2 separate regions of the Homo sapiens genome follow, and region 1 is linked to region 2. Evidence: read pairs that join two places in POLR2A ChIA-PET (ENCODE). Cell type or tissue: IMR-90. All regions are shown on one strand. Links, peaks and the distances in the headings refer to the core of each region. The heading gives the core; the rest is flanking DNA.

Region 1 (16,553 bases), core at 3,130-11,129, 260 kb before region 2:
GGTGTATAAACTCCATCCCAATTTATTCAAATGCTATGAGAAATATAACTTCTAAAGGGACCAGCTCATTCTCTTTGTAGAAGGGAATCAGAAAGAGAGTTCAAAAGATGAAGAGAATGTCTAATGGGACAGCCTGAGGTGGCTTATCAAGGTTGGGTTTATAATTGGGGCTGGACAGGCCAGTTTCCCAGACCAGATACTCACTCTCCTGGAGAGGGCTAGAATAGGCACCACTATGAACAGCCTTCTTCTGTTTCTTCATAACTGACCAATATTCTGCTCATTATATTTTTCTTTAAATATAATTTAAAATAGTCAAAATTGATGACTTTTAAAATAGTCAAAATTGATGCTCTGGCTATAATTTTTGTTTGTGTGTTTGTTTTTTGAGATGGAGTCTCGCTCTGTCCCCCAGGCTGGAGTGCAGTGGTGTGATCTCGGCTCACTGCAAGCTCCGCCTCCTGGGTTCATGCCATTCTCCTGCCTCAGCCTCCTGAGTAGCTGGGACTGCAGGCGCCTGCCACAACTCCTGGCCAATTTTTTGTATTTTTAGTAGAGACGGGGTTTCACCATGTTAGCCAGGATGGTCTTGATCTCCTGACCTCGTGATCCACCCGCCTCGGCCTCCCAAAGTGCTGGGATTACAGGCGTTAGCCACCGCGCCTGGCCTGCTCTGGCTATAATTTTATACTTTTAACATGATTTTTTACTTCTTTGCTCTAATATACTAATCTGTTGATGTCAGTGTTTTACTCTAAGGTGATGGCATAAGGAGATTTCTATTATAAATACAAATATAAGAAATGTTTTTACCTATTGATAACCTGAAATGTAACCATGGAAATTTTTGTATAAACATACCAAAAGTGATGCATTTAGAAGCTACTGCCTGTAGCTTCTAGTGCCAGACACACTATTGGTCCCACCATATGCCACTTGTATGAGCATTGGTCAAATTGTTCAATCTCTTATAGCCTCAATTTGATCATATATAAAGTGATAATAGCATCTCCCTCCCAAGTCATGTATGAAGACTTAATTGGTTGCATGACATGAAGAGTGTGATACACTAAGGAGCTGTGTGGGACATTCCTCATTTGATTTATTTTCACTCATTACTTACTTCTCTCCAAAAAAATGAACCTTTGCATTATTTCCCACCGTGTCTCTAACAAGTCAAATTACTTTATGTGAGACTGCTCATTTGCATGCCCACATCTTTTCCCTCCAATAACCTATGGTGATATCTCTCTGACAAGCATCAGCAAAGTCACCTTCAGGATGAACATCTCCTCGTACATGCATTATCCCCTCACAGCATTGCTTTCTCAATCTGTGCTATGTCAATTTGCACTTGAAGACACATTGCTCAGTTTCATTACTCCTTATGTGCCTCATTGCCTTAATATTTTAACTTCTTGAGAGTAAAGATTTTGCTTTCTTCTTCTTTTAAACTGGCCTGCTCAATCACCTAAACCCTCACCCCTACCCCTAGCTAATGTAACAGTGGCATTAATTTCATGTGGACTGTCAGGCTAATGAGAAATTATTTTAGCACTACAGAAGGGGGAAGTCTACAGAGAAGCTGTTAGGTATATCAAAGCAACAGAATAAAGACAGAAATCAAGGAAGGTCAGAAAATTACTTACCCTTCCTTTCTTCTAAATGGTAAATGATTTATTTGCTTCAGTCTCTTAAGGGATACAGGTACCTTCCCTGTGGCTGCTTTCTACAAATAGTGGCAGCAAAGAAAGTCAGAAATGCAAGTCTCAAAGCAGAGATAACAGAAACACTTGAAGAAATAAGCTACAATAAATCAATAGGTACTTAGAGTTACAAAGAAATTAAGGAGTAAATGCAAACATTTTTCTCAAGTGTGTCCTAAGTCACCATCTAAAACGTCTTTTATAAAAAACTATGTTAAAAAATAGAGGTCTACAGTGATACATATAATTGAATACAGGTAGACTGTAAATGTAAATAGTTAAACATGTCCACAACTTCTGAGTAAGTTCTCTGTTAACCGAAGTAAAAAAAGATAATTTCAGAATGGATGAAAGGTAAGGTTCTGCACCGATTAAAACCAGATTAAAAAAGAAGAAACACGAAGCTAAATAGGTAGTTATTGTTTCTGTTTTTCTGTCCCATAAAAACCCCTGAAGAACTTTTTCCCTCCTACCATTTCCCAAAGGAGACACATTTATTCCAGGAATGTGCTTTTAGCAGGATGGAGAACTGCATTTTTGTTACAAGTGAATGACACCTAGGAATGAGTGTTTAAATAGTGGAGTGATTTGGAGGTGAATTAGTAAATAGGATTCAAATCAGAGCAAAATCAAATCATAACAGACAAATGGGAAAACAAATTCCATCCTGATGTGTGTTAGTCAGATTTTTACTCAATAATAAAAATGTGAAAATAGCTTTGGAATTTAAATCTCATTTAAATGCACGCCCAAGAAGACTTTATAATTCTAAATGAATGTAATAACTTCAATATTGTTTAACCTATATAAGATTTTGATTAGCATGACTTGATGAATGGGAATTTTCTCTTTAAAAATATTGCAGAATGTTTACAAAAAAAATAGCTACTTCAGTTAGACATGGAAATTGTTTTTAAAATGTTTTATTACGATTTTTAAAAACCTTCTTGGGAATTACTTATTTAATTTTACAATACTTTCTAAAAAGCACCCTGGCAAACATTTCTTATTAAAATTAAAGTGGATTTATGTTGATGTTTTTAAACTTTCACAGGACTTCAGGACATCCTGAGATAATTTTTGATACTTGGGAGTCACAAAACATAGATAGTAAATCTTTTACCTGAAAGAAGACTTCAGTATAGGCATACCTGGAGATATTGCAGGTTCAATTCCAGACCACTACAATAAAGTGAAAATCACAATAAAGGGAGTTACACAAACTTTTAGTTTCCCAGTGCATATAAAAATTATGATTACAGGCCAGGTGCGGTGGCTCACACCTGTAATCCCAGCACTTTGGGAGGCCTAGGTGGGCGGATCAGGAGGTCAGGAGATCGAAACCATCCTGGCTAACACGGTGAAACCCTGTCTCTACTAAAAATAGAAAAAATTAGCCAAGCGTGGTGGCGGGCACCTGTAGTTCCAGCTACTCGGGAGGCTGAGGCAGGAGAATGGCGTGAACCCTGGAGGTGGAGCTTGCAGTGAGTCGAGATCACACCACTGCACTCCAGCCTGAGTGACAGAGCCAGACTCCATCTCAAAAAAAAAAAAAAAAAAAAAGAGTTATGATTACACTATATTATAGTCTGTTAAGTGTACAACATCATTATGTCTGAAAAAAGACACAGTTTACATCTTCATTAAAAAATACTGATACGGGGAGGGGGGAGAGGATCAGAAAAGATAACTACTGGGTACTGGGCTTAATACTTGTGTGATGAAATAATCTGTACAACAAACTCCCATGACACAAGATTACCTATGTAACAAACCTTCACAAGTACCCCTGACCCTAAAACAAAAGTTAGAAAACAAAAACTTTATTGCTAAATAATACTACTAACAATCTTCTCAGCCTTTGTCAGGTTGTATTTTTTTTCTTTTTTTTTTTTTTTCAGACGGAGTCTCACTCTGTCACCAGGCTGGAGTGCAGTGGTGCAATCTCGGCTCACTGCAACCTCCGCCTCACGGGTTCAAGTGATTCTCCTACCTCAGCCTCCCGAGTAGCTGGGACTACATGTGCATGCCACCAAGCCCGGCTAATTTTTGTATTTTTAGTAAAGACGGGGTTTGGGGTTTCACCATGTTGGCCAAGATGGTCTTGATCTCTTGACCTCAGGTGATCCATCCACCTTGGCCTCCCAAAGTGCTGGGATTACAGGCGTGAGCCACTGCACCCAGCCACGTTGTAACATTTTTGCTGGTAGAAGGTCTCACCTTACTAATGGCTGCTGATTGATCAGGGTGGTGGTTGCTAAAAGCTAGGGTGGCTATGGCAATTTCTTTTTTTTTTTTTTTTGAGACGGAGTCTCGCTCTGTCGCCCAGGCCGGACTGCGGACTGCAGTGGCGCAATCTCGGCTCACTGCAAGCTCCGCTTCCCGGGTTCACGCCATTCTCCTGCCTCAGCCTCCCGAGTAGCTGGGACTACGGGCGCCCGCCACTGCGCCCGGCTAATTTTTTGTATTTTTAGTAGAGACGGGGTTTCACCTTGTTAGCCAGGATGGTCTCGATCTCCTGACCTCGTGATCCACCCGCCTCGGCCTCCCAAAGTGCTGGGATTACAGGCGTGAGCCACCGCGCCTGGCCGGCAATTTCTTAAAATAGGGCAACAATGAAGTTTGCCACATCAATTGACTCTTCCTTTCATGAAATATTTCTCTGTAGCATGCTACAATGTTTGATAGCATTTTACCCACAGGAGAACTTCTCTCAAAATTGAAGGGAATCCTCTCAAAACCTGCCACTGCTTTATTAAATAAGTTTATGTAATATTATAAATCCTTTGTTGTCATTTCAACAATGTTTACAGCATCTTTACCAAAAGTAGATTCCATTTCGGGAAACTACTTTCTTTGTTCTTTCATAAGAAGCAACTCCTCATTCATTAAAGTTTGATGATTGTAGCAATTCAGTCACATCTTCAGTTCTAGCTTTCCACCACGTATGCAGTGATTTCCACCACGTATGCAGCTATTTTCTTCCACTAAGTCTTGAACCTATCAAAGTCATCCAGGAGGGTTAGAATCAACTTCTTCCAAACTTGTGTTAATGTTGATATTTTGACCTCCATCCATGAATCACAGATGTTTTTAATGATATCTAGAAAGGTGAATACTTCCCAGAAGGTTTTCTTTTTTTTTTTCTTTTCTTTTTTTTTTTTTTTTTTTTTGATATGGAGTCTCGCTCTGCCAGGTTGGAGTGCAGTGGCACCATCTCAGCTCACTGCAACCTCTGCCTCCCGGGTTCAAGCAATTTTCCTGCCTCAGCCTCCCAAGTAGCTGGGACTACAGGCGTGTGCCACCACGCCCGGCTAATTTTTTGTATTTTTAGTAGAGAAGGGGTTTCACCGTGATAGCCAGGATGGTCTCGATCTCCTGACCTTGTGATCTGCCCTCCTTGGCCTCCCAAAGTGCTGGGATTATAGGTGCCCGGCCCAGAAGGTTTTCAATTAACTTTCCCAAATCCATCAGAGAAATCACTATCTATGGTAGCAATGACCTTACAAAATGTATTTCTTAATAAAACTTGAAAGTCAAAATTTCCCCTTGACCTGGTGGGCTGCAGAATGGATGTTGTGGTAGCAGGCATGGAAACAACATTCATCTCCTTGTACATCTCTTGGGTGACTAGGTGCATTGCCAATGAGCAATACTATTTTGAAAGGAATCTTTTCTTCTGAGCAGTAAGTCTCAACAGTGAGCTTAAAATAGTCAATAAACCATACCATAAACAGATGGGCCATCTTCCAGACTTCGTTCTTTTCTTTATAGAGCACAGGCAAAGTAGATTTAGCATCACTCTTAAGGGCCCTAGGACTTTCAGAATGGTAAATGAACATTTGTTTCAACTTAAAGTCATCAACTGCATTAGCCCTTGAGAAGAGTGTCAGCCTGTCCTTTGAAACTTTGAAGCCAGGTATTGGCTTCTTGTCTTCATGAAAATCCTAGATAGCATCTTCTAATCTAAGGCTGCATTGTCTTCATTAAAAATCTGTCAGAGTAGCCCCCTGTGTTAGGCTGCTCTTGCATTGCTATAAAGAAATACCAGAGGCTGGGCACGGTGGCTCATGCCTGTAATCCCAGCATTTGGGAGGCCTAGGTGGGTGGATCACGAGGTCAGGAGATCCATACCATCCTGGCTAACATGGTGAAACCCTGTCTCTACTAAAAATACAAAAAAATTAGCCAGGCGTGGTGGCGGGCACCTGTAGTCCCAGCTACTTGTGAGGCTGAGGCAGGAGAATGGTTTGAACCTGGGAGGTGGAGGTTGCAGTAAGCTGAGATTGCACCACTGCACTCCAGCCTGGGCAACACAGCGAGACTCCATCTCAAAAATAAATAAATACCTGAGACCAAGTAATTTATTAAGAAAAGAGGTTTAACTGGCTCATGGTTCCGCAGGCTGCACAGGAAGTGTAATGCTGGCACCTGCTTAGCTTCTGAAGAGGCCTCAGGGAGATTTTACTCTAGCAGAAGGTGAAGCAGGAGTAGACACATCACGTTGCTTGCGTGGGAGCAAGAGAAAGAATAGCGGGGAGGTGTCACACACTTTTAAACAACCAGATCTCGTGAGAACTCACTCGCTATTGTGAGGACAGCACCAAGTCATGAGGTATCCACCTCCATGACCCAAACACTTCCCACCAAGCCCCACATCCAACATTGGGAGATTACATTTCAACATGAGATTTAGAGGGGACAATATCCAACCCATATCACTACCTTCATCAATTATCCTAGTCAGATCTTCTGGGTAACTTGTAGCTTTTACATCACCACTTGTGACTTATGGAGATACCATTAAACTTTATGAACCAAACTTGACTAGTTTCAAACTTCTCTCGGCAGCTTCCTCATCTCTCTTAACCTTCACAGAATTAGAGTTTGGGCCTTGTTCTGGATTAGGCTTTGGTTTAAGGGAATGTTGTGGCTGGTTTAATCTTCTACCTAGACCTCTAAACCTTTCTCCATATCAGCAATAAGGCTGTTTCTCTTTCTTATTATTCATGTGTTTATTGGAGTTGCAGTTTCAATTTCTTGAAGATTTTCTCTCTTACATTCACTACTTGGCTAACTCTTTGGTGCAAGAGGCCTAGCTTTTGGCCTATCTCAGCTTTCAACATGCCTTCCTCATGAAGCTTAATCATTTCTAGCTTCTGATTTCCAGTAAGAGACCTGTGACTCTTCCTTTCACTTGAACACACAGAGGCCATTGTAGTGTTATTAATTGGCCTGATTTCAATATTGTTGTGTCTCAGCAAATACAGAAGTGTAAGGAGAGGGAGAGAAACGGGAATAACCAGTCAATGGAGCAGTCAGAATACACACATTAATTGATGAAGTGCACCATCTTATATGGGCACAGTTTGTGGTGCCCCAAAGCAATTACAATAGAAACATCAAAGATCACCATAATAGATATATTAATAATGAAAACATTTGAAATATTTAGAGAATTACCAAAATGTGACACAGAGACACAAACTGAGCACAAGTTTTTGAATGATACCAATAGACTCGTTCAACTCAAGGTTACCAAAAACCATCAACTTGTAAAAAAAAAAAAAAAGCCACATCTGCAAAGCATAATAAAATGAAGTATGTTCACACTCATCAATTATGAGAAATTTAAAGTACAATGAATAAAGAAAAATCTGCAGCATGAAAAAGTAAGTACGTGTAACATATTTATCTAGAGGAAGTCTTTGGACTTGAAACATGCATATGACTAAGTGTTCATAGCTCTTCAAAAAACAAACTCCAGTCAAAACTTAAAGAAGAACAGATGGATAGAAAAGAATGGCAGCAGGCTATGTGAGTTTTGGAAACAGGTTTGTAGGGATAAAGTGGCTCAGAGAGATCATTGCCTTGGGGTTACTCCAAGATTAATGTGTAGGCACATTTGTGATAAATGGGGAAATTTTGATCAGAAGTTATTGGAAAAGGCAATCTATGCCACAGTGAGTGTGTGTGTGCGTGTGTGTGTGTGTGTGTGTGTGTGTGTGTGTGTGTGTGTGATTTACATGTTTAAATAACAGGAGACATCTATTTTGAATCCAGTTGAATTATAATCCTTTTCTCTAGAAAGTAGATACAAGATATAAAATATGAACGAAGCTAGTTTTGTTTGTTTGTTTGTTTTGTTTTGTTTTGTTTGAGACAGGGTCTCACTCTGTTACCCAGGCTGGAGTGCAGTGGTGTGACCACAGCTCACTGCAGTCTCAACCTCCAAGGCTCAGGTGATCTTCCTACCTCAGCCTCCCGAGTAGCTGGGACTACAGGTGTGCACCACCATGCCTAGCTGGTATTTTTGTATTTTTTGTAGGAACGGGGTCTCACCATGTTGCTCAGGCTGGTCTCAAACTCCTAGGCTCAAGTGATCCTCCCAATTTGGCCTCCCAAAATGCTGGGATTACAGGCATGAGCCACTGCACCTGGCCATGGATGAAACTAGTTGAGATCAGTCAAGGGAATAAAAAAACAATAGATCTATGCTCTTATTTGGCATAGAATAAAAAAAGAAAATTAACAGAAGCCAAAGAATTGAGAAATAAAAAAGAAAGCAAGTTATATAAAAGGCAAGCACGTTATAATCACTAGGATTATTGTATTATGGCTGTTAAATCATTTCCAGAACTCTTCATGCTTAGTGTAGGGAGAGGGGCAGGACAGGGAGGAAGAGGTAGAAAAGGAGTGGGAGGAAACAGACAGAGAGGGAAACAGAGAAGAGGAGAAAACTAATGGGAAAGATTGGTTTATTTAAAATACCACTTTCACGATTTCTTTTCATTGCGCAAGAACTCATATATCTTAGTTAAAAATCTATTTGTGTAGTAGTGATTATCAGCCTGCTTTAGTGATAGAAGCCATTTTTTAATGTACCCAGGATAACCAACTTCATCAACATGTGGTGGAAATCTAATCACCTTTGAAAAACAGTTTTGAGTAATTTCTTGGACTACCACATCCTTTGTAATAGAAAGTCCAATCTCTCTCTCCCCAGCTACACATTTGCTATTAATATCAGGCCTTATTCAGTCCAAATAAGTTTTATCTTTCTTTTCTTTTGTTTGTTTTTTTTTTTTTTTTTTGAGATGGGGTCTCACTGTGTCACCCAGGCTGGAGTGCAGTGGCGTGATCTCGGCTCACTGCAACCTCTGCCTCCTGGGTTCAAGAGATTCTCCTGCCTCAGTCTCCCCAGTAGCTGGGATTACAGGCACGTGCCACCGTACCTGGCTAATTTTTGTATTTTTAGTAGAGACGGGGTTTCACCATGTTGGCCAGGCTGATCTTGAACTCCTGGCCTCTGGTGATCCACCCACCTTGGCCTCCCAAAGTGCTGGGATTACAGGCATGAGCCACTGCGACCAGCCAGGCTTTTTTTTTTTTTTTTTTTTTTTTTTTTTTTTTTTTTGAGACGGAGTCTCGCTCTGTCCCCCAGGCTGGAGTGCAGTGGCGTGATCTCGGCTCACTGCAAGCTCCGCCACCCGAGTTCACGCCGTTCTCCCGCCTCAGCCTCCTAAGTAGCTGGCACTACAGGTACCTGCCATCATGCCTGGCTAATTTTTTGTATTTTTAGTAGGGACAGGGTTTCACCGTGTTAGCCAGGACAGTCTCGATCTCCTGACCTCGTGATCCGCCTGCCTCCGCCTTCCAAAGTGCTGGGATTGCAGGCGTGAGCCACGGCGCCCGACCCTTCCCCCCCACCCCCTCCAAATTTCCAGAGCAGAGAGAAATTGGAAGACACTAGACTGATATTGCTGATTCTTTTTGCTACTACAATGTGTAGATATACAAAACTGACTTTGCACAGACTCATGAACGTGTAATTCCCACAGTGATTACAAACCCTGCATGGGCCATACTAATCTATTCTGCCTTGCCACTAAATATGTCAGCCATCTTGGTTTACACTCACATGTTCTACCATAGCTACTCAAAGGAGCATACCATTCCAAAATGGATGCTTACTAAGGTTCCAACCTTTCTTTGATTTATCTAGCTCTGTAAAAACTAGTACCTAGTCCTTTATTTCCTTTGATGGTATCTGTTTTTGGAGAATCCTGGTATCCTATTCTACTTTTGGAACTTAGTAGATGACATCATGATCCACTCAGGAAAGTTTTCTGGATTTCATGTGAGTATGTGTAGTCAATTGCATGTTAAAGTAACCACAGATGAAGATCATGTTTAGACATAGTTTCTAACCTGAAGATTCCAATCCTTAACTTGCTGGCATTGCCACCAATAACTGGCATTTACTCGGAGACCCCTTGAAACATGAGTAGAAGTCAACGTCTTCACTGGGATTTTTGTCAGTTGTCTGGATCCCAGGTTTTGGTAGAGAAATCTTAAAGGAAAGTAATTCAGTGTGGTGTGTATGAGGGCAGTTTTGTTTTGTCAATTCTACTAGCCTTGAAATTACAGGCCTGTATGTCATACTTAGATGGTAGGCTGAAGGCAAACCGAGCGTCTCTGAATCCCCCCTTCCCATCTATGATTTCTGATGGTTTTTTCTTAGTCTGAGTTTAGCTTTTTTGATGTAAAGAACAAAAGACAATTAAAATACACTAATGTTTCCTATCATCATCCAACTATACATTATGAAACGTGGTCTTCAAGACGTAGCAGGCAATAACTTGACTAAATGTTTTGCAACCACATGACAGGGTCAACAGTTTTTCACCTCTTAATATCTTCCTCTCCACTCAATTCACTTAGCCAAAGTCATATTTTAAGTTCTGTTTTGCAGCAACCCAGTCATAGTCCTAAATTCGTTATGACTTGGTTCAACTGCATGTAATGAAAATTCCACAAATAACAATGGCTTAAACAAGATAGTTTATTTTTCTTGCACATAAAAGGTGTCCACAAGGAGAGTATCCAAGGCAACTATGGCAGCTTTACGGTTCAATGAAGTACACAGTCCCTTGTCTGTAAGTATCATTCTGCACATGGCTTACATTCTCCAGACCATCATATTCTGGTCCAAGATGGCTGCTGGAGCTACAGATACAATACTCGTACTCTAAATAACAAGGAAAAAAAGAAAGCAAGGAAAAACCGTCATATTTTTAAGGAGACTTTTCAGAAAAATTATACCCAACAGTTATACTTAATTGTCTTTGGGCACAACCTAGTTATACGGCCACACTTAAACACAAAGGAGTCTGGGAAATGTCATTGTTTAGCTGAGTGGCATTGTGTCAACCTAAAAACGTCAGGATTTTTTTACTAAGGAGAAAGGGGGAAATCAATTTGATAAGATGTTTCTCATAGATGTTTAAGAGTTCTTACAGAAGAATTAAGTGTATTTTGTGTGTCTATATTTGGCATCAAGCACGTTTATCTATCAACGTACTAATAAGTGATTTCTTTGTCTTATGTTTTTCAATTATATACAATAGAGAAACATAAAAATTCAGACTGTTCTCAGAGATTAAGTGAAATATATATACACACACATATACACACATATACACACAAACATGCATATAATTGACATGGAGCATAATAAATCCCTATCTATGATTTAAAGATTTTAAAAAATCTATCACTACAAGGAATTTGTTGCCATAATTTGTTGTATAAAATAATATTTTATTGTTTAAACGATATTTGTCACATTTATAACTAATAGCAAAGAATTATTCCAAAACATATTCCTGAGATGAATTTTTGGTCAAAATTTAAACTGAAGCAAATTTGTAAGTTTGCAAAGACATCAAGTTACTTTCCCCACACTCATAAACTTCTTGAATTCAGTTAGCACTAGACGTAGCATATTACAAGAAAGGCTGTTTGTTTTGCTGTTTACAGCCCAAAAAGTACTGGATATCTCCCAGGAAATTCCAATTTTAGGAGGATTCCAACAAGCATGAAGAACTGAGTGGTTCAGATTTAGGCACAGATTGGAATCATAACATGGACATTATTCCAAGTCCAACGTGTCTGATCTTTGAGATTCAGCTTTCATTCATGCAGGTTCCAACAGTGAGGCATTTATAAATAAAACCTGGAGATAAAACAGGATTCAATATGTCAATATATAATCTTCATTACTGGCATAATAAAAATTAAAATGTACCACTTTCACATAAGCAAAAAAGTAATTTTTGTTACTTTTTTCTAAGATAGATGGCAGTTACTTATAGGTTTTTTTTTAATTTATGCTGTCCCATAATATACAAAAATGCTATAAAAAATGCTTAAAAACTTGAGTGAAACCAATGTTGTAAGATTACATATGCCCACCAAATATGCACTTTCATTCATGAAATTAGTTGTTCTTATGTATGTTTAAAATAGGCTTTTAGTAATCATTCATTTGTTATTTAACAAATTTTTCATTGTAATGTACAATAAATGCATTTATTTACTAGAGGTACTTATGGCTCTCAAAGCAAGTAATGCACATTGAACCATATATTAGTGGATTATTTCTGTGATATAAAGTTCAGTGTTCATCTAAAATAGATCTCTTTCTCTTTTTACTCTATGCCCTTAGTCCTCCTAATTTCTTTATCTGGTAAAATATCCTGCACAAGGAAGATATTTAATAAATGAGGTTAAGTAATAGGTAGGTCAACGGTAATATTAGAATTACCTTTCTACAAAGAGATGCATTAAGAAGCAATGTAGGTCAGTCCTGCAGAGCCTGACTAACAGGTTCTGACACAGGCAAACAGTGCACTTTGGCTAATCCTCCAGATTGCTTATTACCAACACTTGCAATTTTAACTTATTGGAGTCAATATCAGAAATAAAGATGAGAAAATGATTCAATCCATATTGCTACACTTCAATCACTGAGTTGAGAGACAAGACGTTTTAAGATTTCCAGAAGTTACAAAACCTGTCTCTACCCAATAATTGGAACAACCTGTTAACAAGTAAAAGTTATCACCAACCCAGTTTTGTTATCCACTGATGGTGTGTGTGGGAAGGGAGATTTACTGGATTTATCGATTTTATTTGACAATTTATATGCATAATTCTAAAGAATCTTTTCTAGCATAAGAAAAATGAACTTGGGACCACTGAGAGTGAGTTCATTAATTTTCCAGTACATAACGTTTTTATCTTTTTCACTAATTTTTTAATTTTTTCCAACTTAGCAGGATATATTTTCCTCATCTTCAGGATTTAATAGGTATATTTCCAATTTCACTAGTACACTAACAAACAGAAAAAAAAAGAAAGAAAAAATCATAGATATGTCAGATAAATATATACATTACATTTTATTATTTAACGTAAAAACATAAATAATTAGCCTGAAAGTAGCAAATATAGAAATGAGGAGAGCAAATTGTCATCCTAGCTTTGTCCTTACTTTCTGGGTGACCTTGAATAAGCCTCTTACTTTCCTGAGCAATAACTTTCTTGTCTGTAACATAGAATGATCATGCTCATTTCGTCTTTCACGGCGTTGTCATAACATCACATAACACAATTTACGTCAAATACTTTTAAAGCATAAAGAATTATATAGTAAAATGTTAGCCTTGTTAAAAACCAATTCAAAATATGAAATGCAATCCTCTTTAAAAAGATAAATTAGAACCTTGGGACGTCATTATTGGCATTTCAAAATGATTATTTGCTTTTTAAACAAATTTACTGCAAGATTAGTACTTTCATTTAAAGGAGAGGATAAAAGAGAAGAAAGAGAAATTTAGAAAATTCTCTGAATCTCTGGGAATAAGCGATTACTCAATTTCTTGGTTTCTGGCATAAAATGTTTAGTAGAAGACTTTCTTTGAATTATTCAAATTATATTAGGAAGTAAGTCTGAATTTACTACCAATATGAATTTCACACCACTGTATTCAACCAAGAGGCATTTGAGCACCCTCTCACTGTGATTATTGTATTTCAAGCATTAGGTAGTTCTAGGGGTCAAACTTTGCACTGTCGTCTGTGTGAATGGTGACTCTAGAGTTCAGTTCTATTCGGCCTGCACAGCCATATGAGGCAGCTCTGAGCAAGGAAATTTGAGTCTGTTTCTATTACATTGGAACTGAGTCAATGATCCCAATAATGTAAGGACACATTACCAAGCTTCCCATAATATATGTGAAACTACAAATTCTAAATTCCAAATCTAAAAGAACAGAGTATTTTCTATCTTAAGGCTTTCTAACACACTTTTAAATAGAAGCCACTCATTTAATTATGATAGGACTTGTCAGGAACATAATTACTACATAAAGCAAAGATTTCAAATGTTTCTTTCACTAATCTTCTTCATATGTCTAATAACTGGGTATTTTCTAAATCATAATCTTTATTTTTGAATGCATTTCACATTCCCATCATTCTAAGCCCTCTGTAATATTAAAAATATGTTTTTATCAGCCATCTACTTTCAATATTTTAAAATGTTGGTAGCTCTGGGGCAGATGGAAATAGGCATGATTACGTGTTGTAAAGGTGTCTTGGGCTTATGTTCTAAGATCACAGATTACTCTGACTTACCTGTTTTCATTCCTTTCTTTTAGATGTTTACCTCCTTTGGGATTATTTGCTGCTGGCTAGAATGAAAAGACAAACATTCCCTTCAAACAGTATGCCATTGCCTAATAATTTTGCAAGCTCAAATGAAATCCAACCAAATTCAGAATTTAGATTTTCCTACTGGCTTGTGTAATTTTTGTTTGTATGGGATAGAATCAGGTTCCATCTTTTATTCTCCTTCAGAATATCATTAACAAAGAAAACTTTGAATGTTAGTTGGTGGGATAGATACATTGACACTGTTTACATAGCACTGTTTCCTACTCGGGCCTGCACACAAACATTCGCACACATTTTCATGTACACACACTCCTGGGGAGGTCAATGAATATTACAATTCTTCTTCTGGAAATAATCCTTAAGAATGAATGAGCAAAAGACACAGTTTTCAACCCTATTTTCTCTTCTCTTTCTCTCTTTTTCTTCCCTCTGTTCTTTCTCTCTCTCTCTTTTTTCCTTCTTTTTATTTTTTTCTTCCTGGAGAGGTTTCTGAAGTTCAACAGTGATTCTTTAATTAAGAGAAAAAAAAAACCACACATACACACACTAGAGAACAAGAAGGAATAGTAAACAGTTCCCTCCACTGCTAGAGGGGTTAGTTACAAAATAAACATTTCACAGACTGGACCACATCTCCTGTAATGAGACAGCTCTGGCTAGTGAGACTGCAGCTAAAGTCCCCCCATTAAGGGCATTCACTCGAAAAATTAAGCGACCCACTTGTGTTGACTGAAAACATCCTTGCAGAGGGTTTTTGCAATCACCTACAGCATTTTTTGACAATCTGCCTTGTGCTTAACACTGCCTTTCCTGAAGGCTCTCTCTGCTGTGTTTTGTTTTAATGGTTCAGCCTCCTCACTGGTGATTCAAGGTCTAAGCTCTTTCTGTTAAGCCTCTGTATAAAATAAAACTCCTTAAGTCAGAGAAAAGGAGAGGTGAGAAGGGCATTCAGTTTGATTTTTTAGAAGGACATACAGAGGCAGGAAATTAGTATTACATTTTTTCCTTCTCCAAACCAAAACATACTGACCAAAGAAGATTGTTCACATTTGCAAAATTTGCTTTGAGCTCCTCGAAGGAAAGATGCTATATAAAATCTAAAAATAAGCCATGAAAAAAAATGCCTTAGAATAAAAAAAAAAAGAGCATTCTAGCAATAACCTCAGAAATGTCAGCATCAGTCCAAGAAATGCAGCAGGAAGTCACACTAGGATATTATTTACAATCCGGTGGCATGTCACATATCAAAATATATCATGATCTATCAAAATTAGGTCACTGTCTCTAAAGCACTAAATACATACAAACTATTAATGAACATGACATTATATTCCTGTTTAAGCAATGAGAAGATGGAAGTAAAGAATTAACCCGGACAAAGTCATTGGAAAAACAACTGAATTTTAGCTCAGTATTTTCAAACAAGAAAAACTCAACAGGGGTCATACTTCATAACATTACAGATGAAATGAGACAAAAGGTCTAAACCACCCATTTATTTGTCTTTCAAGCTACAATTAAGAGCTACTAATTTATGAAGGTGTTTGTTCACTTGTCAACCAACACAGCACTGCATACTGAAATGTGTAATTCACTTCCAAGTCTCTTCTATCATCTAGAGTTATTTCTTTGACCCACTCACAAAAGGCATTTTTCTAACATATTAAATAATTGATTTCTGCTCTCTATTGTATCCATTGTATCAGAATTAAAGAAAAATACAGACAAATACATTTGTTTCTACAAAAGGTAAAAACATATACATGTAAGAATAAATTGTTAGCTAAACACTTCGGGGAGTACCTTGGAAAGCCGGAGACATAGATCACCTTAATTTACTCCAGGCACGGCTAGGTCTTCACTGTTACTCGTTGACGTCTACTCACCTTTGCTTCTTTACTCTTTTCAGCTTTAATAGCTCCCTTCTTCATCTCAACTATTCAAACCCAATCCAGATTTCACAACCCTGCATGAATAGCATTTTTTCTTCAGACTCTTCTTTGAAAAATGCTAGCTTTAAATTGTCCCCCTTCTCTGAATCCTTATTGTAGCTAGATTTCATATAACCCTATTAAAGACTTGGTTGTTTTGCTTTAATGTATGTTAGCTTTGTCATTCATTAATTCATTCCACAAATATTTATGGGATGCCTACTATGTGCCAGGTATAACTCTAGCTGCTGGGTATACAGCAATAAACACAACAGACAAAAATCTGTGCTCTAATTTGTGTTTACATTTTATTGGAATTTGTAGCCAATATACACTATAAATAAGCTATAGCGTCAGGTAGTGATAATGCTAAGAAGAAAAGCTAAAGCAGAGA
Region 2 (16,553 bases), core at 5,656-13,655:
AACCAACAGATTCTTACAGAAATATATGTAACCAAGCTAAATCCATGATCTCTGTTGTCCAGTGTGAGATTGGTGCAGTAATCAGGGTACAGTCTAGCTAACAAAAAGTAACATAAGAATAGTTCAATTTCCTCCCTTGAGTTTTCTGAATGCCATGAATTGTATAGTCTCCAGCGAGGCTTCTCAAAATTTCCATTTTCCTTCCAACACTTTTGTCATACTATGTTGGTTTTGGGCCACATTTTACGGAAATGTCTTCCCCTGGCCCATCTGCTTGTTATCCTTTTTCTTGTCATTCCTGATTCTGCATCACAAAAGGCTAAGCAAATAGTCTGGCAACAGCAGATCTGTCCATGGGAGTCAAAGAAAGGGGTAAGTCTGAGTGGGCAACAGTAGAATTCTTTGACCAATTCAAGGATGAGGAAAACCTGGGAACATTCATGCATTGAAAGGAAGAACACTGATGTGCTTAAAAGCACAGGCTCTAGAGCTAGAATTCTAGGATCCTGTGTCAGGCTCCGTTATTTACCAGCTGGGCGACATTGATAAGTTTATCTAACCTTTCCGAGCTTCATTTGTCTTATCTGTAAAATGGAGATAATAATCATAACTTCCTAAGATGACTCTTTGAGCATTAAACGATTTAATACATGTGAGGTACTTAGAATTACACGTGGCACATATGAGGCTCTCTAAGCTAGTACTTAATTGCTATTCATATGTATAGTAATAACTTCGGCACTTTCAAACATAGGTACTTTTTGAGACCCAAAATGGAATGGGCAGTCTCAAGAGATAGTGATCTCCCTATTTCTAGAAGTGACCAAACTGATATTAGAGGAATGCTCCATCAAGAAAGTACACATCACATTCATTAATTTGATACTGATTGGACCAGGACTGCATAGAGTCCCTTTCATATATAAGGGTCTATATTTCTGTGCATCTTTTCTGCCTTGGTTATTTTCTTCCTGTTTCCACCATTCATCCACCCCAGATCAGAGAATTTGAATTCTCTTAATCCTAGGCATTTTTTTTTTCTTTCGCTTGAAGGTGTTTTGTAAAAAAAAGCTTTCTTTCAGATAACAAAACTGACAATTCACAAAATAGGGAAATAAAAATATGTTAACCTCACAGGAAATCAAATATTTGATAATACAAAGAATGTCCCTGCCTTGTGTACACACAAGATTGTAAGCACTGAGAATTTTGTAAAAAAATATATAATGTTTTTAGCCAACTGACACCCACACAAAACAAGTCTTTCTGCAAGATGGATAAAACAGAAAAACGAATTCGAAGTTAATATTTTCTAAGTAGAGAATTTACAGGTATTCCACTATAAAATATGTTTCTCTGTTTTCTTCTTTTTCTACTTCTTTTGCATTCAGGGAAATTCTAATAAACAGTTCAGCTTTTTATCCTGGTGGTCAAAGGAAAATGTATTTTCTAATCAAAGGAAAATCAATGACAATTATCAGAGTTTTTTCCCACATCTAACCTTATCTCCTTTACTCTACGTCCCCAAATGGTGGGGTATTCTTTCAGTTAAAGGCCACCACCACCTTCTTTGAGAACTTGCCCCCCTCTTCCTATACCTTTAACCTTCCTCTCCTTTCTGACTTTCCCACTTCAACCTGCAAATATTCCCACATGCTTCACATTCACTACAAACCCTCCTTTGACCTTGGATCCACCTCCTGCTACCAACCAGTCTATCACTTCTGCATCTCTATTCATACAGAATATCTCTCTCCTCTTCCCTCTCACTCTGCAGACATTTACTCCTCCTTTTAGAATCATTCCATAGTTGTAACACCATCCATCTCCCACCCCCCAATAAGAGTAGTAAACATCCCTCATTGCCTCACAGAATTACCCCAAATACCCTATTGGTGTTATCAGTTTACCTCAACAGCCTTGAAAGTAGACCTAGGAGGCTTGGCCGACAAAGAAAGAGATATACATTGATTCCTTAGGGAATAAATGAATGCACCAGTTCTAGACAAACACATATGAAAAAGAACTAATATGATTATGTGTTATAACCTTGATAGGTACATTTTGTTGTTGAAACTTAAAATTTTTCAGATGAATAAGGCCAAGTCAGTAATCTCTTTGGCCCTGAATTCTGTGTAGGCAAAAATGTGTAAACTCCCACATGGAAATACTAGCCATAGTCTCGGTGCCCTCCAATCAGTAATACAATTGATAACACATATTTTTCCCTGGGCCATTTGGTCTAATCTTTCTATGATCTACATAACTTCTCTTGACTTTTTCATTCTAGAGTCTATACTCTAGATATTCCATACACAGACCAGCACACTGCCATGGGCATCCCTGGACTGTCACTTAGTCTTTCTATCTATGCGTACTGTTTTACCCACTGTCACAAAACTTCAGACACAGAACAGTCTGGAGAGGTAAGCTCTGTTTATCCAAGATCACATATTTTGTTGATTTTTTTTTTAGTTGGGGATTTTTTGAAAGTTTAAAATTTTTTATTTTGTATATCTTATTTATTTATTTGTTTATTTATTTGGAGTGCAGTGGCGCCATCTCAGCTCACTGCAACCTCTGCCTCCTGAGTTCAAGCAATTCCCCTGCCTTAGCCTCTTGAGTAGCTGGTGCACACCACCATGCCCAGCTAATTTTTTTTTATTTTAGTAGAGACGGGGTTTCACTATATTGGCCAGGATGGTTTTGATCTCCTGACCTCGTTATCCACCTGCCTTGGCCTCCCAAAGTGCTGGGAGTACAGGCGTAAGCCACTGTGCCCGGCCTGTATATCTTATTTTTTTAAGCCACCCTTCATTGAGACTTATTGTGGGATAGAACTAGAACATGAGCTTGGCTTACATTTTCTCATTCAGACTTTACCACAATCCTATCAAGTTCACACTACGATTATAAATTTCATCCCCATTTTACAATTGAGAAAACTGAGGTATAAGGAAATTAAGAAAGTTAATCTAAACCACATAGCTGGTAAGGTCTTGAGTCAGAACAGCTGTTTCCAAAGCAGACACTCTTAACCAATACTCTACAATGTCTCATGGAAAATCCGAGAATAGATATTCAGAGGAAAAACTGATGATAGATACTCATGTGTATTTAAAAAGAGAATGAGGCCTGGGAATATATTTCCTTATTATTTATAGAGTGTGTAAGTTTTTAAAAATGTAGAATAATAACATAGGGAACAGAAGAAAAGAAAAATACCCTAAAGATTTCTAAAAGAACATTTTGACCGAAAGAGGCTTTTCTAAGCAAGTAGTTTACTCCTGGGCCATTAGTCATGGATTTAGATTTTCTTTTGAGCTATTGATTAGCAAGTGAAATGCAATTTACAGATTTTGTTAATCATTGTTCTCTTGGTGAGCAAATTTTTCAATCTGTTTCAAAAACAGTCAAGTAATAGAACTAAAAAACCCCAAGCCAAGTTGGATGGGAGAGAAGAGTACTCAAACATTTGCACTGACATCATTGTTTACCTAGTGGAGACCCTCCTAACATTCTAGGAAGAATAACTCCTTCAGGAAGGGTTTCTGTTCTCAGAAAAACATTCCACAAACCTTTATAATTAAGAAGGAAATGCAAGGCCCAAGAGACTTTTCCTTATCAGCAAAGTCATCCTAAATGTATATAAATTTATTCTCTAAAATAATCAAGAAAGAGGATATTTTAAATATAAATAAATGAAGGATTTTTTGTTTCCTATTACATGAATCCATCTCCATCCTGTCTTTGAGTTAATCATCATCAAATTGCACTAAATCAGAGATGGCAGGGGCTGCGCCTGGCTGGATACCAGTGTTTCTCAGTGTTTGGTTATACTGGAAATGTCTTTGGAATGAGCTTAATCTGAAAGATTTTTGACCAGTAATTCTCTTAGAGTTCTAAACAGCAGAGGTTTTTTTGGTGGGGAGAGTAGGGTGGGGAGATGAAGGGATCTCTGTGTGTGATACATATTTTCTTCTTAAATCAAAAATAAGATGGCATCAAGAATTTCTCTCCAATTTTCTCTGTCTCTCTCATGCGCGCGCGCACACACACACACACACACACACACACACACACACTCCCTCCTCCCATCACAACACTTCTGCTGTTGGGAAGTCTAAGAGAATTGGGAAAAGGAGGAAGGAGTGGTGAGGGGAGGGAGACATTTACTTTCTGCACTGTTTGCTTTTTTAACCATGTTTATGTGATTCTTTTGGGGTAAAATAATAACTTTTTTGAACCCTGAACAAAATGAAAAGGCAAAAAGACTCACAGCTACACAGTCAGCTGTTGTAATAAAGAAGGTAGAAGGGAAGTACAAGCAAAATATTCCAGGTTGGCAGTGTCATCTGTATTATTCTTTGGCTGAAAGGCGAAGTTTCTCCTGAGGGTTTAGGTTGTTTGCCCAACTAAGGGGTGGGGTGAAGGATAAGGAAGGCAGATTTGCGTCTATAGCTGATTGGCAGTTTCTGTGAGGAATTATCCACTCCAATAAATTTTGTTATTTCTGCAGTTTCTTTCTCAGAGTTGATGGTACTCTTTACTCTTGGGTGGGGGGTGGTGTGGGGAATGGGATGTTGTTTCTGGTGACTGCTGGGAGAAGAGAGTAGGGGGTAGCTGTTTGAGAGACTGAAAAGGTTCTGGGAGAATGGAATGTTGTTGTTCCTTCATTTTTGAAACCACTCTTCTTTTTGATCGTGTTTGTACTTTAAAATTTCACACTGTGGTCAAACTAGGCAAGGTATAATTTAACATGTCCCCTATAAACACTGGACAACTGCACTTGCCTGTATGCACACAGGCACACAATTTTTATATAGACATTTGTGGGGGAAAAAAATCACATTTTAATTAACAACCAGAATGTGAAAAGGCAAATATTTTAAATGCCACCTATTTTTTTTTTTGCTTTTCCTACAGTTTTTCTATTTAATGGAGATAACATATAAACCCAAGTGCTGTCTTTCTCTCCTTCTCAACTATAATTTAGAATCACACTGAAGAAGAAAGTTGTAAATAAGACAAAGTTAAAATTTATATTTCACATCAAGCATTCAACTGTAATGTAAAGAAAAGCAAACTTTAAGTTTACTGAAAAGGAATATTCCAGCAATTACCAAAAGATTCCACAGCTGTTAAACTAGAGAAACTATTTTTTCTTTCTTGGATTCCAACTCATCATCTCTCACAATTACCTCATAACTAATCAAAGCTTTTATGAAAACGTTAGTAGCCAAAAGAGCCACTTTGATTGCCTTCATTCCATTGACACACTATTTACAGGCGTGTTTATTGCCACTAATAACTTTCTTTTTTAATTTTAAAATTTCTTCACTTGAAATCTGCTTTAAAAACAACAATAAAATATATTCTAAAATATTCACATAGTATTTAGATAGAACATCAATTTTCTAGGGCATTTCTTTACAACATGTAAGGAAAATGTACTCAGGGAAAGGGATGCAGTTCTTGATCTTGAAGACGGCAGCATCAAGCTTTCTTCGAGCATCTTCTTCTTTGAGGACGCACTGCTTGGAAGAGCTATTATAAGAATGTATGCACCGGGCGCAGTGGCTCACGCCTGTAATCCCAGCACTTTGGGCAGCTGAGGCAGGCGGGTCACTAGGTGAAGAGATTGAGACCATCCTGGCCAACATGATGAAACCCCATCTGTACTAAAAATACAAAAATTACCTGGGCATGGTGGTGCGTGCCTGTAGTCCCAGATACTGCAGAGGCTGAGGCAGGAGAATTGCTTGATCCTGGGAGGTGGAGGTTGCAGTGAGCCAAGATCGTGCCACTATACTCTAGCCTGGTGACAGAGTGAGACTCCATCTCAAAAAAAAAAAAAAAAAAAAAAAAGAATATGTGTATGTGACTTATAGACATCTATGATAAATAGCCATGCCTAAATTAGACTGTGTCCGTCCATGCTTTCATACATTCACCAAGTATTTGACCAAGACTTTATGCTGTTTTGCTAATACAACCATGTATCAAACATAAATACTACTCTTAATTTGCACGCAATCTAATAAGAACTTTAAAGAATAGTGTTTCTTGGCTAGGCGCGGTGGTTCATGCCTGTAATCCCAGCACTTTGGGAGGCCAAGATGGGTGGATCATTTGAGGTCAGGAGTTCGAGACCAGCCTGGCCAACATGGTGAAACCCCGCCTCTACTAAAAATTCAAAAATTAGCTGGGCGTTGTGGCGGGCGCCTGTTGTCCCAGCTACCTGGGAGGCTGGGGCAGGAGAATCGCTTGAACTTGGGAGGTGGATGTTGCAGTGAGCCAAGATCACACCACTCTACTCCAGCCTGAACGACAGAGCGAGACTCTGTCTCAAAAAAAAAACAATAAACAAAAAAAACCAGAATAGTGTTTCTTGCCACTAGATCCTAGGCCTTTGCATCAGTCGGCTGTTAGCACAATGCTGCATAACAACAACAAAACCTTGACATTTTAGTGGTTTGCAAAAGTAAGCATTTATCTCTTGCTCAATATCTGTGGATAGGGTTCAGCTTACGTAGGCTTGAGTCAGCTGGACTTGGCTCCAAACTTTGAATTGGGTCCAAACGTGCTAATTCCTCTATAAACCAGTGGCTATCCAAGGCATGTTCTTTATGAAGCAAAAGGAAAGAGCACAAAAGGGAAAGTTCCACTGCACAATTCAAACATCTGCTCCTGTCACCTCTGCTGACATCTCACTGGCCAAAACAAATCACATGGCCAAGGCCAGCACCAATGGGACGGGGAAGTATACTCCATAGGAAATAATAGCCATAATAAAGACAGAAGAGAGTGAATACTTGCTGGACAAAATCCAATCTCCCCAAAATCCTCTTCTCTTTTCATATCATTCTTTCTCTAAGAGATCTCATCAAATCCAGAGATTTCCTTCCTATCTATGTATAGATAATTCGCTAATTTATATCTCCAGCTGAGAACTCTCTTCTCAGTTCTAAACCAAGTTTTAAAACCAAGAAACTACTTGATAATTGTACTGGGATATCTCAAAGATACTCCAAAGTTAATATGTCTTAAATAAAAATCATGCTAACCCCCACCATCTATCATAGACCAAAGTGGTATTCTCCTGGTATTCTCCATGTCAGTGAGTACCACATTATCTATTCAAACCAGAAATCTAAGAATCTATACTATTCCCTCTCCTTCAACCTTCAAATCCAATTGATTGCCAAGACCTATTTTACCTTCATCTTTTCTCTTCATCTTTATCAGCATCCTACTCTACCCTACCAACATCTCACACCTGATATCACTTAATATCTATTAACCAGTGTACCCACTTTCATACTGGTCCTATTTAATTGGTTTTCCATTTAGAGTATCATTTTTTTGAAAGGCAAATCTAATCATGTGACCATTCCTGCTTAACTCTCTTTAACGGTTTGGTGGTTTTTAAATATGCCCCAAATTATTTGATGTTACTTCTTTTAAAAGTGAAGCCTAGTTCTCCTCTCCTTAATAAAATGTGGAACGGAATTAGCTACTTTTTTTTTTTTTTGAGATGAAGTCTCGCTCTTGTTGCCCAGGCTGGAGTGCAATGGCATGATCTTGGCTCGCTGCAACCTCCACCTCCCAGGTTCAAGTGATTCTCCTGCCTTAGCCTCCCAAGTAGCTGGGATTACAGGCATGCGCCACCACGCCTGGCTAATTTTCGTATTTTTAGTAGAGATGGGGTTTCCACCATGTTGGCCAGGCTGGTCTCAAACTCCTGACCTCAGGCTATCTGCCCATCTCAGCCTCCCAAAGTGCTGAGATTACAGGTGTGAGCCACCACGCCCGGCCCTAGTTACTTATTTTTAACAAATAGATGTGATGGAAGTGCAATGTGACTTCTGAGGCTAAGCTTTTAAAAATATACCTTTGCCTCTCTCTCTCTCTCTTTCTCCCTCTCTCTGTCTCTGTCTCTCTCTCTCTTTCTCTGTTTCTCTCTTTCTCTCTCTCTCATTACTTACTCTCGGAGAAGACAGCTACCATGGCATGGAAATTCAAGCAGCCTTATGGAGAAGTAGCTCAAGCTTCTCACCAACAGTCAAAACTAATTTTCCAACGACGTGAGCCACCTTATAAGCAGATCCGTCGCCCTAGTCAAGACTTCAGATGACTTCAGCCCTGTAAGATATCTTGTCAGCAACTTTCTGAGAGACCTAAAGCTAGAGCTGCCTGGCTAAGCTGCTCCTGGATTCCTGACCCACAGAAACTGAGATACTAAATGTTTATAATTGTTTTAAGCCACTAAGTTTGAGGATAAATTGTTATGCAATAGTGGATAACTTCCCATTCCTCTTAGGAGAAAGAGCAAAATGCTTAACCCCCTTCTCCAGACACATCCCATAACCTTTCCCACCCACTCTCTGCCTCCCAGACATGCAGATCTTCCTTCCGTCCTTTGGACACACGATGTTCCTTTCTCCCACAGAGCTTTTGCTCATTATCTTCTGATTTTGCAATAAAGGTATTTCTTTCTATCTTCACCACATTATACCCTATATTGCCACTAAATCTTCGCAACCTTCTTACTTTTCCTGAGATATTTTTCCAGATATTAGTGAACTGGTTAAACTCATATATCATAACCTTTCTCTGCATCATGTAACTCCCCCACTCCATTTACATTAATCATGTGATAATTTGATTTCCATTTCTTCCTCTGTAGACTTCCTGAGAGTTCACTTTGCCCACCATTGAATCCCTAGTACCTGTAATAACGACTGGCTTGGAGTTGGCAGCCAACAAAAATTTGTCGAACGGATGAACGAAATGAAGGAACGTGAGAGGTACACAGGAACCACAATCATATAAGGCAAAACTTGCCATGTTTGGAGTGAGCAGAGCTGGAAGGCCGTACAAATAGGTATCAAGACAGATTGTCTAGTTTACCATTTATGTCCACAATTCCTGTTGCCTCTGTCCTTTCACCTCCCCTTCAAAAGCAGCCTTCCTCTTTCTCCCTGCTTCCCCTTAAAAGTTTCCAAATCCCTTATCTCCATTTTCCTTGCTTGTCAGTATTCACTGGCAACAAAGGGTCAAATAAAGTCATTCACATTGAGGTGCTTATTGTCGGCAGAAAGTCCAACTGTGCAGGGAAGCCCTGGAGGGAAATAGAGGTAGAGGAAATGAGCTGGTTAAGTGGGACAAAAACCCAGGACAGAAGAGAGGCCAGGGTGAGAGTGGACTAGGCTGGAGTCAAATGGAAATGAGGGGGTGGGAGGTAAAGGATAAGGGAGAGGGCAGTGGGGCTAGTTCAGACCCCCGCCCAGCAACTCTCCTAATCCAAGGAAACAAGAAACAGACACAGCTTCCAAGCCATAGGGTGCAATCCGGAGTGTCTGTTGCAAAGCTAGACTGTGAGAATGCCTGTCTGAGGTGACTGAGATAAGGAATAGGAGGCAGGGTCTGGCATTGAAAAAAAGAAGCCTGCAGGAACAGGGCAGGATAAAAGGCCTCCAAATAGTAAGTTTTAGTGGAGACTAGGCACACCTCTGGATGCCAGAAAATTAGAGGAAACAGAGAAACTCTAGATGAAGGAAGAGGGGCCCTTTTATCTAGGGCTCAATAATCTGTAGATTCACCATCTCCATGGGCCTCCTCCCCCTCTACGAGCATGGAAGGCTGTTCTCAGCACTGCATGGCCAGGGGAAGCTCTGGGGGTCTTGTCCAGATGTCCTTACTATGGTTCCACTGGGATAGCTATAGATGATCAAGTATTTACCATCAGTTAGCGGGCTGAGGCATGGGACTGGCTCAGAGGTATATACAGGTAAATGACTAAGAAACTTCTGTTTTGTTTTGTTTTGTTTTGTTTGAGACGGAGTCTCACTCTGTCGCCCAGGCTGGAGTGCAATGGTGCGATCTCAGCTCACTGCAATCTCCGCCTCCTTGGTTCAAGTGATTCTCTGCTTCAGTCTCCTGAGTAGCTGGGATTACAGGCGCCTGCCACTGCACCCGGTTAATTTTTGTATTTTTAGTAGAGATGGGGTTTCACCATGTTGGTCAGGCTGGTCTAGAACTCCCAAACTCAGGTGATCTGCCCGCTCAACCTCCCAAAGTGCTGGGATTACAGGCATGAGCCACCGCGCCTGGCCAGAAACTTCAGTTTATTGGTTGTTTTTTCACTTGAAAAATATATTTAAGTTAAATTAATAAATACTGATTATGGACTTCTGAACAAAGTAGCCAAGAAGAGCATTGCAGCATGCATTAGAAACACACGTGAGTTCATAAACACTTGCTGACACTCCTAGGGAAGTAGCTCCCTTTCTTCAGCAGCTCCAAGTGTGGTTCTGCACCAAGTCACTGAGCACTTCTTCCCAACCTGAGCCAGCTAACGAGGGCCAACATCAAACAATATTCAGTGCAAAGTTTAAGACAGATGGCAAGTATATTCAAAGAATCAAATTTTTGAGATATGCACAGTGAATTCATTCCCTGCCTTTTATTTACTAAGCTATAAAGCTTCTCAATGGCTTTAGTATACTTTATTTGTTTAGCAGAAATAACAGTGGCATCTCAATGACTAAAAGAAGTGGACCAAATGGATCTTCCAATCTTAGGGTTTTTAGCTTCCAGTCTTAGTGACTGAAAAAGATCAACAAACTGTGCCCTCAACCGATTGTTGTTGATTGGACTGTGCAAAGATAAAAATGAAAAACTCTGAATTAGTAGTTGGTTTTATAACAGCGTATCCTGTGGTGTGACCAGACATAGTCCTTTCAACCTACAGAGTAAAGGGAATATTGCCTAGTCTAGCACATCCTCTAATCTTATCACCCAGGCCTACAGATTCTAGAATAAGCCATACTCCACCCCTACCACCACCACCTCTGGCCTAATTACTCAGCTACATCCTCTGGACATGTTCTGTTGGAACTCAGGGGCCTTCTAAAGAACTGCTATAAGACCATCAGGCTTGCCTTCTAAATTCCCCTCTGGGGCTCTATTGAACTGCTGTGTGACAGAGAGGGTACTTCCCCAGCCATAAATAAGTGTTGAGTGCAACCACACTTTCTCATTCTTAATGTTGGAAAACTAGGAGGGCAGTTGCAGTTGTCAGCCTATATGTGGCTGATGACACCTAGAGTCACTAAGAATAAAATTATAAAATTAAATTCATTTTCTATAATTTTTTTTGAAGTGATGTGTTAAAACACCAACAGTCTTACCTTAGGAGAATGTAAACTCCTTAAGGATGCCTTTGCAAGCTTTTTCAACAAGTCATGGTCAACTGCAATGAATCAACACAACCGTCAATATCTATGAAATCTGTCACTTATCAGGTGTAACTAAGTATAAAATTTTCAAAATATCTGTTTTTTAAGTAAATTATGTCAAATTTGGTATATCCCATACAATGTCACTCTCATTTAGTTGCATCCTTAGATGTTTCCTCAAAAGAGAAGAAGGGTATGTCATTACAGCTAGTGGGAGGGCAACCCACCAATCAACAGCTGCCAAATATCTTCCTCTCTTCCTTTAGCCTCTCCAGGAAATCTTCCTCCTCTGAGAAATATGTGTTCAAACACCTTATTTGGGTATTTCCATGATGATATATACTTGTGACAGTGTCATCAATCACGTGCATCTCAAAAGAAAAAAAAAATAAAGTGATCTCAGACATTAAGTCTTCTGTGAATTTTAAAGAGTATCTGAAAAGAGCCGGGTGCAGTGGCTCACACCTGTAATCCCAGCACTCTGGGAGGCCGAGGTGGGCAGATCACCTGAGGTCAGGAGTTCAAGATCAGCCTGACCAACATGGTGAAACCCCATCTCTATTAAAAATACAAAATTAGCCGAGCGTGGTGGCACATGCCTGTAATCCCAGCTGCTTGGGAGGCTGAGGCAGGAGAATTGCTTGAACCCAGGAGGTAGAGGTTGCAGTGAGCCAAGATTGTGCCATTGCACTCCAGCCTGGGCAATAAGAGCGAAAACTCCATCTCAAAAAAAAAAGTATCTGAAAAGAGCGATCTGTCTTCAGCTGAGCTCCTAGAGAATTCTGAACTAATGCAGTATCACAGCAATCATTTCCCTCATGCTTTCATGGCCTGTCCCCTGCAGTGGTCATTTTACTAGATTATAACAATTTATCACATCTATCTCTTTATTAGGATACCAGCCTTGAGTCTATGGCTGTGTCTTTTTATCTTTGTGTTCAGGGTCCAGCACATTGCCTGGCACATAGTAAGAATGTGGCACTACGTGTTGAAACTGAATGAAATGGTTAGATGAATGGATGGACAGAGGGACAGGCGGATAACTCGATGGATGCTATGTAGAATAAATAGAGTGGATTAATGTCACCTAAACTACAAATGCTGCCCCGTTATTGAACTTTAGAAGTTCTGACAATGTTTTGAGAACCAAGGTTATGTTTTGACAAAACTAATTTAGTGTTTCGCAAAGCATAATTTTAGAGCCCAAATGACCACATTTGACAGGATTTTGTTAAGCAGGGCTGCATTTTATTTAGGCCAGGCCCTCAAGACTGACAAGTTATATACTTTTTGTTTGTTTGAAGGTCTTTGCAAAAATGTATGACTGCACCAGCTATGGATTCTTTCTGGTTTCTGCTGCCCTGTAACCTCCAACAGAACAACGCTGCTTCCAGGAGGTGCAGTGTCTTCATGGGTTTCCCAGAATCTTTTCGATGTCATAAGAAGGCAACAGATTTCTAAGGAGCACCTGAATTCCTTGAAAATGGCTTTGAACAATATGAGTTTCTTTTCTTTTCTTTTCTTTTTTTTTTTTTTTTTTTGAGACGGGATCTTACTCTGTCGCCCAGGCTGGAGTGCAGTGGTGCGATCTAGGCTCACTGCAAGCTCTGCCTCTCAGCTTCATGCCATTCTCCTGCCTCAACCTCCCTAGTAGCTGGGACTACAGGCAACCGCCACCACACTCGGCTAATTTTTTGTATTTTCAGTAGAGACGGGGTTTCACCGTGTTAGCCAGGATGGTCTTGATCTCCTGACCTTGTGATCCACCCGCCTCAGCCTCCCAAAGTGCTGGGATTACAGGAGTGAGCCACCGCGCCCGGCCATGAGTTTCTTAATTTAATATTTGTTTCTTTAAGGGATCAGGCTGGCAGCAATGTCATGGAGATATCGATGTGCTTCACTGAGAGGAAAATAGTTGTGCTTCTTTGAGGAAGGGGCTTAATTCATAAGGTAGTTCACTAAACTCAATGCAGATCCTCAAACCATATGACTTTGTAAATTTGTCTAAGGATCAAATCATTTGTTCCAATTTAGTGTTTCTGACTTTCTGAGAATAGTATTTCCAAGAACACCCAGGAGAATGCAAAGTATGAATAATCCCATATCTGTCTCTCCTTTTTTAAATTAAAAAAAAAAAGATAATAAAAGACAAATTAAAATATTTGAATTTTATGATTTAACTTCAGCTTACAGATTGATTCATTTGTGGCAAATTATGACTTGAAACATTTAAGAAAATCAACCCCAACTTTAAAGAAGATGGTGCCAGGAAATGGAAGGCAGAATTTAGCTTACTCTTTGGCTTTAGCATCTTTTTCCTGTGCTATCTTTATAAAGGCTGTAAGTAGCAGCTTAGAAATGCTGGAGAGGTTTTTCATTTTTTCGTTCTTTTTTTAAAAGAAGGATTTGGCCAGAAACTTAGTTATTTGCATATAGTAGGATCTTGACATCTCCTGTGCTTTATCTTGTTCACATTGTAAAATGTTGCATATGAACTCTAGGATTTAAGACACATCAGCAGTTGCTGAACACTGCATTGAAAATGTATTCATTCCAAAGTGAATTATCATTGTTGGTGACGTTCTCTTTTCTAAACCTTAAAAAGCTGAAAAATGGTAATACAAACCACATGCTTGCTTCATTCCACCACCATTCTTGGCAGGACGAGAGCTGCCTGGCAACCTTGCCGTCAGCTGGGCCTGTGGTAATCAGGGCAGTATTGCCCTGTAGTTAAATCTAATGCTTTCTTTCTGAGAACCCATCAGTGGATGTTTTTTCTTCTTATCAGACTTCTTAGTAATGTTTGAAAAGGGCTTCTGTGGATGAGGAGAATATGTCCTCATAGAGCGAGCTGCTGAAATAGTGGGGAAAAAAAAAAAGACAATAAAGTATTCTAATGACTCTGCAGAGAAAAAGCCTGCAAGAACTGCCTGCCTGTTGCTTTGGACTTCGGCCCTACAGAGGCGTGGGACCCAGCCTGACTCAGCTGGCTGGGCTCCATTTCTTTCAGAGGCCTTGGGGAGCCTCATTCCCTATGGAAACTCCAACAGCAAGGATCCAGGGTATGGAGTTCAGGGTCTGAAGACTTAAAACACAAGCATGGCCTTATGTGTTTGGCCCTTGAACATTGACAATATTTTAATTCCAACATACTTAGGAGAAAAATATGTATTTGGAGCAACACCAATGATGAAAACATCCCTTTAAGTAAGCCTAATTATAACTGAGATGACACAAATTTGTTATGATAACTGAGCCTGTAAAAACTGAAACTTCCAGGAAAGAAAGATCACTGGAGCAGCCATAGCCACAGGGACAGTCTCTAATGAGACGCAAAAGTCAATAGGAAATTGGAATTCACCAGGCAGAATTTTACTTTATAGCCAAATTACATAAACAAGGACATTATTCAATTCTTCCTATTCCCTGCTAATTAAACAAAATGATGACATATAAAGTGCCTAGTAGAGTTGCTTCACATGACTGGCACTTAAAACATATATGAGTTTGTTCCTCCCTGGTCAAGCAGATTTGCTTTGAGATCCCTCTTCCAAAGGCCCTCTTAGCCAGCTCTTAAAAACACAGCTCTGTGGGGCCTCTTTCTTCCTTCAAGCACCTTCCATTGCTTCATCCTCTTTCCTGAGACCTATAATCACTAAGAAAAAGAATCTCAAAAGGAGTTGATGAATCCAGCCAGTAGCTCCAGCTACTTAATTTGAGTAAGCCCTAAGAAAGTTAAGATCCTTCTGTGATCCTTAACTTCAGGGTCCTAGAACCCAAGACCTTAGATGAACTTTATTCTAAAACAGAGAATATTATTCCCCAAAAGGAGTAAGTAAATTATTCCTAGTTACATAACCAAAGGACAGCCTCATTCTAATCTTATGATTTAGAGAGCAGTGGCCCTCTATGTAAGTTAGTTAGTTAGTTTTACTTTCCACAATGGTTAGAGGTGCTTTGTGAATGGACAAGAAATTATATACATGCCTGGAACTAACCAGATGCACACATTGGAGGTTGTACCATAATGAAAACATACAAATATTTTTAATTTCCATTATAATGGGTAGAAAAGAATTTGGGCTGTACTTAATGTTCTCATTCCAGCCCTTCCTCTCACAGACCCTGAAATACCTAGAAGTTCAGCTACTTAGCAAACTCGCAGGATGGTCACATTCTCTGTCTTCCCCCACTGCACTTCCCTTCAACTAGCCAGTAGGAAGAGTAAACCCTGTCTCAATACTAGTTGTAATAATTCCCTGTGTTTAAGTTTATAGATTTAACTTTCAGGGACATCATTTGCCACTCAAATAATAAATAAAATTGCTTGTATTTGCATATGTTCAAGAGTTTTATACTTGTTTTCTTGCTTGTCACTTCTGTGAAACATGCTGAGATAAATATAGATATTATTGACTTTATTCTAATGATAAGGGGACTGAGATAGAAGTGTAAAAATGTCTCAAGAAAATACATTTCAAGTAGACTGTCACCAGGTGATGGAAGGCAGCTGGATGATATGTTCCTTTTTAACTGAGATTCCTACGTGGCTATAAATGGGCCAAGGTTAATGCATTTTAAAATCCATATCCCATTATTTCAGTTACAGTGAATTTTGAACAATCTTTAAAGAGCATAAATTTGAATTTATCATAAGTACCTTTCTCAGAAATCTGTATTTATTTATCACAATTTAATCTAACCTTGGTCTTCCATCTAAAGATTTAAGCTGTTTTTTTGTTGTTGTTTTGTTTTTGCTCTTGTTGCCCAAGCTGGAGTGCAATGGCACAATCTCAGCTCACTGCAACCTCCGCCGCCCAGGTTCAAGTGATTCTCCTGCCTCAGTCTCCCAAGTAGCTGTGATTAGCACCACCATGCCTGGCTAATTTTTGTTGTTGTTGTTGTTGTTGTTTTGTTGTTGTATTTTTAGTAGAAACGGGCTTTCACCACGTTAGCCAGGCTGGTCTCATACTCCTGACTTCAGGTGATCCACTCGCCTCAGCCTCCCAAAATTCTGGGATTACAGGCATGAGCCACCACGCCCAGCCTAGGCTGCTTTTTAAATCCACACTGTATCCACTGCCTTGAAGCTAGATTCCTCCTAGGCTTATCTCCAGGTGCACCTCTTTTTATCTGCATGTGGTCTCTTTTCTTTTATTAGCTTTCTAGACACAATTAAATACACAGCTTTAATTTCCTTTCTAGCTCCTGTGCATGAGCTGCAAGGGCTCTGTTCTGTCTTGAACTGTGTCTCCCAAGAAGGATGGAGCACAGATTGATCACTTTCATTTAGGGCATCCCTCTATTCTG

The links. ChIA-PET counts read pairs that join two places held together with the same protein. Peaks named below come from ENCODE experiments on the same cell type or tissue, not always from the same donor. Only the 100,000 strongest peaks of a DNase experiment are listed, where the experiment ranks them.
Region 1: POLR2A ChIA-PET joins it to region 2 with 11 read pairs; 2 of 35 experiments call an interaction of 5 or more read pairs at or near these places.

Annotation. Positions count from the first base shown.
Region 1 is chr6:139,854,456-139,871,008 of GRCh38, reverse strand. FILNC1 (FOXO induced long non-coding RNA 1) reads right to left here. Exons shown (of 3, transcript NR_038399.2): 2 at 14,190-14,245; 3 at 10,538-11,724. Among named protein-coding and RNA genes, the nearest start is that of FILNC1, 92 kb to the right of the region's middle. In IMR-90, for the core only: no CTCF peak of the experiment used is centred there; a DNase peak (open chromatin) is centred at 7,458.
Region 2 is chr6:139,595,547-139,612,099 of GRCh38, reverse strand. No RefSeq gene overlaps it. Among named protein-coding and RNA genes, the nearest start is that of LINC01625, 130 kb to the right of the region's middle. In IMR-90, for the core only: no CTCF peak of the experiment used is centred there; a DNase peak (open chromatin) is centred at 6,559; H3K27ac peaks cover 1,813 bases.